2 separate regions of the Homo sapiens genome follow, and region 2 is linked to region 1. A link is a loop called in an ENCODE intact Hi-C map of the cell type or tissue named here. Cell type or tissue: heart right ventricle. All regions are shown on one strand.

What was found. Hi-C counts contacts between places; a loop is a spot of excess contacts. Peaks named below come from ENCODE experiments on the same cell type or tissue, not always from the same donor. Only the 100,000 strongest peaks of a DNase experiment are listed, where the experiment ranks them.
Region 2: a loop joins it to region 1, with 8 times the contacts of the local background. A loop is called at or near these places in 12 of 110 quality-filtered maps.

The regions. Positions count from the first base shown.
Region 1 is chr3:154,118,797-154,123,796 of GRCh38, reverse strand. ARHGEF26 (Rho guanine nucleotide exchange factor 26) reads right to left here and starts at 2,407. Exons shown (of 15, transcript NM_015595.4): 1 at 2,278-2,407; 2 at 722-1,855. The coding sequence starts at 1,804. It overlaps ARHGEF26-AS1 (ARHGEF26 antisense RNA 1), which reads left to right and starts at 2,587. Exons shown (of 4, transcript NR_037901.1): 1 at 2,587-2,725. In heart right ventricle, a CTCF peak has its summit at 1,976; DNase peaks (open chromatin) are centred at 746, 899 and 2,506; H3K4me3 peaks cover 3,445 bases; H3K27ac peaks cover 2,270 bases; H3K27me3 peaks cover 2,010 bases.
Region 2 is chr3:154,230,347-154,235,346 of GRCh38, reverse strand. The region is part of intron 11 of ARHGEF26 (Rho guanine nucleotide exchange factor 26); the gene reads right to left. Among named protein-coding and RNA genes, the nearest start is that of DHX36, 92 kb to the left of the region's middle. In heart right ventricle, no CTCF peak of the experiment used is centred here; no DNase peak of the experiment used is centred here; H3K27ac peaks cover 1,067 bases.

The DNA.
Region 1 (5,000 bases):
GACAATATAGGGGAGCAATACCACACAGTGTCCACCCTAACCTTAAGTTTTCAGCTGCCAATCTGTTACATGCACTCAAGGATGAATGGGCATACAACGGGAATAAAACACAACCAAAGGCCACGGTGACAAAAACAAGCAACAAAAAAGATGACAAAATATTTATGTCTTTTGTGATCCTGGCAACTGATTTTCAAATTCACATTCTACCTGAATGACATCAAGTGCGTAGTAACCACTCAAAATTCAGTAAGTAAAAGCAAAAAATAATCAACAGGCTCAAACAGGAATCAGTATTTTTCTGAATCAGCTGTGATAACAGCTATCATTGACTGAAACCTCTAAGCAAACTCCAGACAACTTGACTGCAGAGTGCGGTTCTGAACATGCTCCTCCCCCTTTCAGCTATCTCTTTTAAAAGTGGTAAAGACTCACTCAGCCAATAATCTGCCATATTTCACTCTTGTCCCCCCCAATTCTGCCTGAGCTTAGAAATTTAAAAGTGATGAATTTCACTTCTTCCCACAAAGTTGCACTAAACTCGGCTGTGCCTGCCAGCATCAAAGTGGCCAAGAGCTGGATGTACACTAGCAATCAAGAGCAAAACACAGAATTAAAACGGAATGACTTCTTCGGGTTTCCTCTACGCTCCTCCTCCCCACTCCCAACACATTTACTTTCCGCTTAGTGAATGGCGTGCCACACTCCTGCCCACTTTTACCTTTATCCTTCCCAGACTGGAAAACTTCTCCTTGTCTTCCATCACCACTTTCAGAACAGGCTGGGACATTCTGTTCTTCTTCTTCGAGCTGGTAGGACTGTCAAAATCAAAGCCACTGACCACTGCCCTGCGATAAGACGTGGACCGCAAGCCTCTCCGCAGAGACCCTGGGCTATCCACGTCGTTATCGACCTCACTCTCCTCCCCTGCGTGACCCAGGGGTCCTCCTAGGCCCTCCACCATGCTGCGCACCTTGAGGAGTCTCTTGTGGGGCTCCACATTTTGATTGTTGGATTTACTTATTTTAATTTCCGAGGCCAGACTCTTCGGAATGATCTGCTGCTTCCCCACTTTGAGGGCGGCGGGGCTGTTTGTACTCAAAACCACGGAAGGATTCTCGAGGAGCTCGTTCTCCTGGGAGGGCAGCCTTTGGAGGGGGAGTTTTTGTTCCGAAGAACTTTTCTGGGGCCCAGGAAAGAGCCCCCGTTCGGGGTCCTTTGCCTTCCGGCCGGACTGCGAACCTGACCCAGGAGAGTCGTTATTAGCGGCAAGGCCATTTGCAGTGGGCGAAGGCACCGGGCTGGCAGTCAACCCAGTAAGGTCCTCCTCGGGGGTGCAGGGGGCGGGCGCGTTAGGAGTCCGCGGGGGGCGCAGAACCGGCGGCGGCGGCGGCGCAGGCAAGGTCACCGCGCCATTTGCTGGGGATTTCGGGGAGCCGCCAGGCACCGCTTTGGGGAGCTTGGGTGACTTGGGCCGTCGAAGTCGAGGAGAGGCAGCCCTGTACTCCGGGGATGCCGTCCCACCATTGGCCACCGCTCTCCGCTGGGCGCCCAGAAGCAGGGGGCTCCTATGTACCGTCCTGCTGTCCGAGGCGGTGGGCACCTGGGCGGGAATCTGCGCTGCGAGGAGCGTCCCTCCGTCCTCCACCGGGAAATCCGTAATTAGTAACCCGTTGGGGCTCTGGTAGGACTGGGGCCTCGGCTTGCTCCGGCCCAGAACCTGGTGGGGCTGAGGAATCGACCGCCTCCGCCACAAAGGGGTTATGCTGTTGCTAGAAAAATCCACCTCGCTCTCGCCGTCCATAGCCGGGCCTCGAAGTCAGCGCCGGGAGGAGCAACACCGAGTTAGTCTTGCCTAAAGAGGAAAGAAGTTAGGAAACTGTGCCTCTGGACAACCGGGGACGCCTGGCCGACTCGCGTGCTCCCAGACCGGCGGTCCCCCTGCTGCTGCGCAGGACACGACTGCACCGCACTTACCCGCCCTTTCTCGGGCAAAAACTGCACCACTGCGGTGCGCGGTTCCCGGCAGAAATCTGGGCTGCCGCCCAGGCGGATTAATCCAATCACCTCCGCGTCCCTCCCGCGCCAAAAGACCACCCGCAGCAAATGAGCCCGCCACCCATTCACTGAGTGCAAGCCGAGGCACAAGAAACTTGGGACGAGTTCAGCTTTCTTGGGAAACTCGCCGCGGGACGCTCCCTTCTGTCGCCATCCAGCCTCCCGCCCTCATCATGGGTACCCTCGCGCTCCAGGTGCGCGGCTCCCACGCAAATTTACCTTCTGGGGCTTGCAATGTCCGGGGCCGAGGAGCACCCACTACCCCGTGGGTGGCCCGGGTCCGGGACCGAAGCGCAGCCGCGAGAGCTTAGGAGAGCGCTGCCGCCGACCGCGGCGCCGGCGCCGGCCCGCCCCCACGCCTGACTACGCCCCCACACTTGGCCCCGCCCCCGTTTCGGCCCCGCCCAGATCCGCCTCCATCGCAGCCAGAAGCAAGAAGCTGTCTTCCCGCCCCCGCGTGCCTACAATCAGCCCCAGTCTCCCTGGGAAACCGACGAGCGCACCTGAGCTGGGTTCTGAGCTCCAGCGTTTTGGGGCTAGAAGTTGCGGACTAGTAGCTGAGGCGGCACGGGAGTGTAGGCGCGCGGGGTCGTTGCCGGGGGCACAGAGTGAGAACAAGCAAGGGAGCCCTGCTGAATTGCAGCTTAGGAAGCCCTGAATCCTGGAGGTGCGTTGAAACCGAGAACGCGCGGCGTAGTAGACTTTGTGAGATGCGTGGGCAGTAGCGCAGAGTTCTAACGCAGAGTCATGCCCTCTCAGCATTCAGGTGGTCTTAAATCAGATGGGCTCGTCCCAGTGCTGAAAATGCATTATAATATAAACAGATAGATGGGCTTGTTTGTGCCTAGAGTCTTTCCGTAGGAAAGACTGGCAGCTCTGAAGAGGGAAACTGGGTGGCTAGGAAACCGGAGGGAGGGAGAGTTTTCATATAATTATTTTTGGTCCTTGTATGCTTTGCATCTTGAAACCTATCTGTGAAAAATAAGCTCAATTTACACTACAAAAAAAGTATTGGTTTCCAACAGTACATAGAATAAAACTCAAAATCCTTAGCATGGCTTACAAGACACTTCACTACTGCCCTACTTCTTCAGCCTAGTCTTTCCTCCATCACTTTCTTCATTATTTTTTTGGCCACACTCAAAGTTTGACAGCCTCATAACCTTCCCTTTCGTTCCTTCTTGACCCGACTTGTCACTGCGTCAGAAAGGCCTTCCCTGTCCCCTCCTTAATTATACCATTGCCCCGTTTATTTTCCCAGCCACTTGTTCTCTTCTATTTTTGCACTTATAAAATTTTGTATATATATATATTTATGTGTTTATGTTTATTGTCTTTTGTCTTTACACAGTAATTTGCATGAGGGCAGGGGTCATGTTTTTTTTTCTTCTCCGTATTTCCGGCACATGGTGGGCACTTAATATTTATTTAATGAGTGAGAGAATGAATGACAGGAATGAAGTGAAAACAGTGACCATTCCTTCCAAAGTGCTTGGTTGTCAAATAGTAGAAAGATGGCTGTGTCTTGGCCAGGCTCCTGCTGTGTGACAATAATGAGGCAAACTTGAGAAGACAAATAATTTTAGACCATAAGAGCTGTATAATTGATTCTATTAGCAAGACAAATGGGCCCTTCTCCAAGTTCTCTTTCTGCATTCATGCATTCAGCAGGGATGCAGTGAGCATCCACTGTGTGCAAGTTATGCTGCCTGTTTTTGCCCTAGATTGAATGCAATGGCCAAAAATATTAAGATGTGATCTCTGGGTGGTGAGATGAAGGATAGTATGTTTCATGCTGCTTTATATTTTTCTATACTTAACGAAATATCCTGGACAATGAAGATATATTACTTTGATCTGAGACATTTTCATAAACAAAGAAAAAAAGAAACGGCATCGAAAAATGTATAAGAAACTTTTTTTTTTTTAGACGGAGTTTTGCTCTTGTTGCCCAGGCTGGAGTCCAATGATGCGATCTCGGCTCACCGCAACCTCCGCCTTCAGGGTTCAAGCAATTCTCCTGCCTCAGCCTCCCGAGTAGCTGGGATTACAGGCATGTACCACCACGCGCGGCTAATTTTGTATTTTTAGTAGAGACAGGGTTTCTCCATGTTGGTCAGGGTGGTCTCGAACTCCCAATTTCAGGTGATCCACCCACCTTGGCCTCCCAAAGTGCTGGGAATTGCAGGTGTGAGCCACCGCTCCTGGCCTAAGAAAATTTTTAAGAAAGAAATTTTCCACATTGGGTGGAAGACATGGCTGATTACATACTCACATGTAGGTACATAGACTTTTTTTTTAATATAAGGTGTTTTCTATACCAACATGTATTGCTGTTATATTGGGGAAATATAATAAATTAATTTCAGAAGTGGTTACCGACTGACAAATGGAGTATTCACCTAATTCAAAATGCAACCTGTGACCTATGTTAAGAAGCTGTAAAAGGTGATGTGAGAAGGTGGCTTTTCTTGAAATTATGTTGCTTCTACAAACAAGTATAACCAATATTTGTGACGACTTCATAGGATCTTCTTACCTCATTTCCAACAGACAACAAAATACCTACCAAAACAACAACAAAACACCAAGCTCTGGTCCTTCACTGAGGGAAGTTTACAAACTCACAGACCTAGTGCCTATTCAATTTATTGTTATCTATTCAAATCTAACCTATCTTCAATTATATGTTCCACTCAAAAGAAAGGAAAAGAGCTGCTAATAAAACTATGACAATATGTTATGTCATATCGAATTTTTACTTTATACTTAGTGCTTTTAGACACTTATACATAGATTTGCTTAGTACTGTGTGTATGTAGGAAAGGAAAATATAAGCAAAATGAATTTACCAAAGTCCCGAACATTGAGCCTGATTCTTCTGAATACCTTTTCATGAAAAGCATTCATGTGTGTTTTTCCACACAATATTGTTGATAGTG
Region 2 (5,000 bases), 110 kb before region 1:
CAAAACCCACAAAACCCTTAATATGGATTAAACTTAACAGGTTTCTTCTATATGTAGATAACCTTAAACAACTTTAGAAGAAGGCCCAAATTAATGAATAGAAAAGCTTGATATTATCAAGATACCAATTCCTCCTAAATTAATACATAATTTAAACACAACCCAGTGAAAACACAAGCAAGGGTTTTTTGAGAGATGGCAGGGAGTAGAAATAGTTGAGTTGATTGTAAAACACGGAAAAAAAATAAACATGCAGAAATAGCCAGAAAGATTGTGGAAAAAAAAAAGAATAAACTAGCCTTATGATGTATTAAAACATACTGTAGGGAGGCCAAGGCGGGCGGATCACAAGGTCAGGAGATCGAGACCATCCTGGATAACACGGTGAAACCCCGTCTCTAAAAATACAAAAAATTAGCCGGGCGCGGTGGTGAGCGCCTGTAGTCCCAGCTACTCAGGAGGCTGAGGCAGAAGAATGGCGTGAACCTGAGAGGCGGACCTTGCAGTGAGCCGAGATTGCGCCACCGCACTCCAGCCTGGGCGACAAAGTGAGACTCCGCTTCAAAAAAAATTAAAATTAAAATTAAAAAATTAAAAAATAAACATACTGTAAAGCTGCAGAAATTCAAAGACTGGGACAAGGGCACGAGTTGACTGATGAATTGTGAAGCAGAATAGTGGGTTTGCGAGTTGACACAGACATGTCTGGGGATATAGAGGTGACATTTCAAATCTCTAAAAAAATTAATGGGTTAATCAATAAATAATATTGGGACATTTGGGGAAACATATCAAATATTTTTTTAAAATGTTGATCCCAATCTCACTCCTTAAACCAGGATATTTCCTTGGACCCAAGCTCTGGGTACATAAAGAGTTGTGAAGAAAAACTAAGTGACAAGACAGGTCTTTCTGCTGGATACAGACCTTTAACGGCCTGCCTTGTGGTCAGAGAGGTGCTGTTAAACATGTACATACCTTAGGGCAAGTTCTCATCTTAATCCTTATTAGCAAGCATTTTAGATACTTAATACGGATGAACAGGAATGGAAAATAGGCTAGCTTACCAAGATGCACCCAGGATAGTGAAAGGAAGGATGGTGATGGGGAGGCAAGGGAAAGGGTTAGACTGCACAAGCCAGCTTTCCCACAACCCACGTCTCTCAGCCCCAGCTGTAGGTGTAACTCTCACGTACCCGCTTACATTGTTTTAAAACTCTGTTTTATGGCCCAAATCCGACAGATGGAAACCCAAGCAGCACTTCCAGTTCTTCCTTTTGTAAAAAGGTTTAATTTAAAAGAAAAGATGCTATTGAGATTTATCACATCATTGATATTCATATGATTTTTGGCATATATTCTCAAGATAGTGACATTTATTTTTTACCTATTCAGTAGTTTCCTTTCCATAGGCTTTAGAACATTCACATAGCTTTTCTGTCCCGAAAAAAATATTTACTAGAATGTGCTGGTGCCACAACAAATGTTTCCTGAGTTAGCAGCTGCCTGCGTTTTTTCAGACCCTTGTGCTTACAGGCCAGTGAAATGGCTTCCGAAGGCCACCATGGCCCATCACCCCACCAAATTAAACACCTGGATTTCACCATTATTTCTCTTTGCATGTATACAGAATCTAGTGACACTGAGCAACTGTGAATCCTGAAACTCTATCTTCTAATGCCTTCTGTGACATTTCTAAGTCATTCTTCTTTGGGGACACTCTCCAAGATCCTCTTCTAGACTGTCGTGCATTAAATCCCTCTGAGGAATTTAATGGCTCTGACATTCCCCCCCAGTAGCACTGATACACAGGAGTTAATGGGGTTTATGAGATCAAAGGAAATTCTTCCTACTTTCCTCCAATATATGTATGAGAAAAAGTGTTCTGTAGATTTCAACTTGTTTCCCTTCTCCTTCTAAAAAACATGATTCCTAAACCGTCGCACTTGATCGTGTGTTTAAATGGAACAGAAACACTCTAGTCAAACTTTGCTGGGATGAAGGACATTGAATTTATGCTGAAATTTATTTTAAGTCAAGGAGTTAAAAATTTTTTTTCACTTGACTGAGGTTGATTTCCATTTCAATTTGGTTTTAGAATTATACTACTAACATGTTTTTAGTGGAATAATATACAATTTTAAAGGAATGAAATATGGCACAGCAGGTAAGAGTAGAGCCATGATTTGGAATGTCTGGTAAGAAACCCAATTCTAGGCTGGATGCAGTGGCTCACACCTGTAATCCCAGCACTCTGGGAGGCAAAGGCAGGTGGATCACGAGGTCAGTAGATCCACACCATCCTGGCTAACATGGTAAAACCCCGTCTTTACTAAAAATAGAAAAAAAAAATTAGCCGGGCGTGGTGGCAAGCACCTGTAGTCCCAGCTACTCCGGAGGCTGAGGCAGGAGAATCGCTTGAACCCAGGAGTTGGAGGTTGCAGTGAGCCGAGATCATGCCACTGCACTCCAGCCTGGGTGACTCCGTCTCAAAAAAAAAAAAAGAAAGAAAGAAACCCACTCACTCACTGGCTTTGTGAACCAAAGCAAGTTACTGATCCTCTCTGTGCTTCAGTTTTCTCATCTGTAAAGTGGGAATAACAGTACCAACTTGACTGGATTGTTGAGAGGATTAAATGAGATAATACATTTATTACCTCATTGTGTGTAAGGCACTTACAATCATGCCTGACTTACAGTAAATGTCAGCTATTTTTTTTATTTTCTTAACAGAACGCCATCCATTTAAATTGCCTGACATTTTGTTAAAAGCCTGATAATTATATGTTTTGCAAATGCACAAGTGGACCAAGCATAATTAGAGCTAAATACCCATGTCAAGAAATCCACAATTTGGCAAGTGCTCAGACCAGCAAAACAAGGCACAATATTTATCCAGAAACTGATTTCAAATAGGCTTACTTGCTCAGTTCCTCAAGCTAATTCTGAAGTCTAACAAACATGCCACATACATCCTATTTCATTGTTAATAATATAACAAATAGTGGAGATGAGGATCCCCATTCATCAGTATGACTGCCACCAAAAAAGATGGCCAGTGACCCAGAAAAGGGCCAGGAAGCCCCATCCCTGTCACCAAGGGTCACCAGATGCCACAGCCCAGCACTTCTGTGGCTGCTCATGGGATGCTCTGAACCCATAGTCCTTGAAAAAGAGGAGATGGACAGTTCTGAGAGGCTGTCACCACCTTTCTGAAGCTCTCTCCCTGGGATAAGCTGAACTAAGCAAGCCCTGAAGAGCAGGCACAGCTTCTTAAGTGGGTAACAAGGTTATCCAAATTATACAGCAACCCCACACTCCAATTCAGGAGTACCACACTACTGACGACATCAATAAAAAGGAAAAATATACTATTTATTTCACATTTTTCAGCAACAATGTTATAGTGTCTCCTAGTCATTTAGGAATAGTGAAAAAAAAAAAAAACTGCTACTACAACGTGTACACATGATTTACACCAATTTATAAAGAATAAAAATTGACCAATAGTTTTTCCTCACTCACTTGCCGCCTGACATGGGTTTCATGAGGAGGGAAAGGCATAGAGTTAAAGGCATTTATTCCTAAACTGCTCATGTTCTGGAGGCCATAAATTCATGTCTGGTCCTAGAGCGTGCCGTACCTTCAGCTATGTAGCAATTACGTAAAGGTTTAAAATCATTTTTTAAAAACAATAAAATATTCTAGAAGCAGAAGGGCAATAATTTGATTTACGGCAAAATCTTTAGAGAGAGAACACAATACCAAAAATAATCTTAATGATAGCATGTATCAGTTACTTAGCAGGACTATTCATATTCACTGTAGTAAGAGCTTTATGTGCATTATCTCATTTAATTCTCACAGAAACTCCATGATGAAGATGATGTTATTATCCCCATATTACAGATAGAACACTGAGGCTCTGAGAGACGAGAAGTAATTTGCCCAGGATTTGAGCTCAGTTTTCTGACCCCAGGCATCGATATTGTGCTTCTCAGTAGTGGCAGCTTTCAACATTTAACAGCAATGCCAACTCTCCTTACAGATGCAGGGGAAACAATACCTCATAACATCAGAGGAATCAAGGCTGCAAATGACAGCGGAAGAAAAAAAGGAGCAAAAAGGAAACAGGGCTCCCATTTCTTTTCCACCCCATCTTGCCATCTTGAATTTAGAACTCAATTCCAAAATGGTCAGAAATAAGCAAGCTTCATGTGTTTCAGGAACAAAGGAGCTTGCAATCATTTTTACTGCCTTTCCTTTAGCCAGGATACTCTTGACTTCCCTAGGAACGAGTTTATTCTGCAGATGAAACAGGTATCAGGTGATTTTCAGCTTTCTATAATAGGAAAGAGCATTCTCATGGAAAAAGCAAAAAATGGAACCAAACCAGGCCATGAACCTTTCAAGGGAGCCTGCACAGCTTTGAGCCACTGGGTGTTCAAACTATTTGGGAAAATCCAAATTTGAACTTAAGTCCTTGACCTTATGATAATGACCTAGTAGTTTGCTATTACAGAAAATTTTATAAAACCTGAAAAAAAAATTAAAAATTTTGAAAACCTTTTTATAAAACCTAGAAAGTTGTAACCAGGGCTCAAGCTATACACAGTATTTATGGAACCAGAAATCAGGAAGTAGAAATCTCCTGTCTTAAATGTCTGCAGGAAGGAAATGTTAACAAAGGGAAACTCTTCCCCAGATTCTGATGCTAGATTAGCTAATGGCAGAGGAAAACTCACAAATATGATTTGGTACTGGTTCTAGTTTTCTCCTACAACCAGTAAAACTATAAAAATACTCAACAAAAGCTTACTTTGGAAAAGATGTTTCTCCAAACAAACAAAAAAGTTGTAAGTTTCTATGCTTTTTTCCCCCAATAACTTTATAGGATGAGGGGAAAAGTGAAATATTCTAGAAAAATAAAATGAAGAAGTAATGAACATAAAGAAATTGAGCCTCTGGAAACAAAGACTCAGATTAGAATCCTGGCTCTG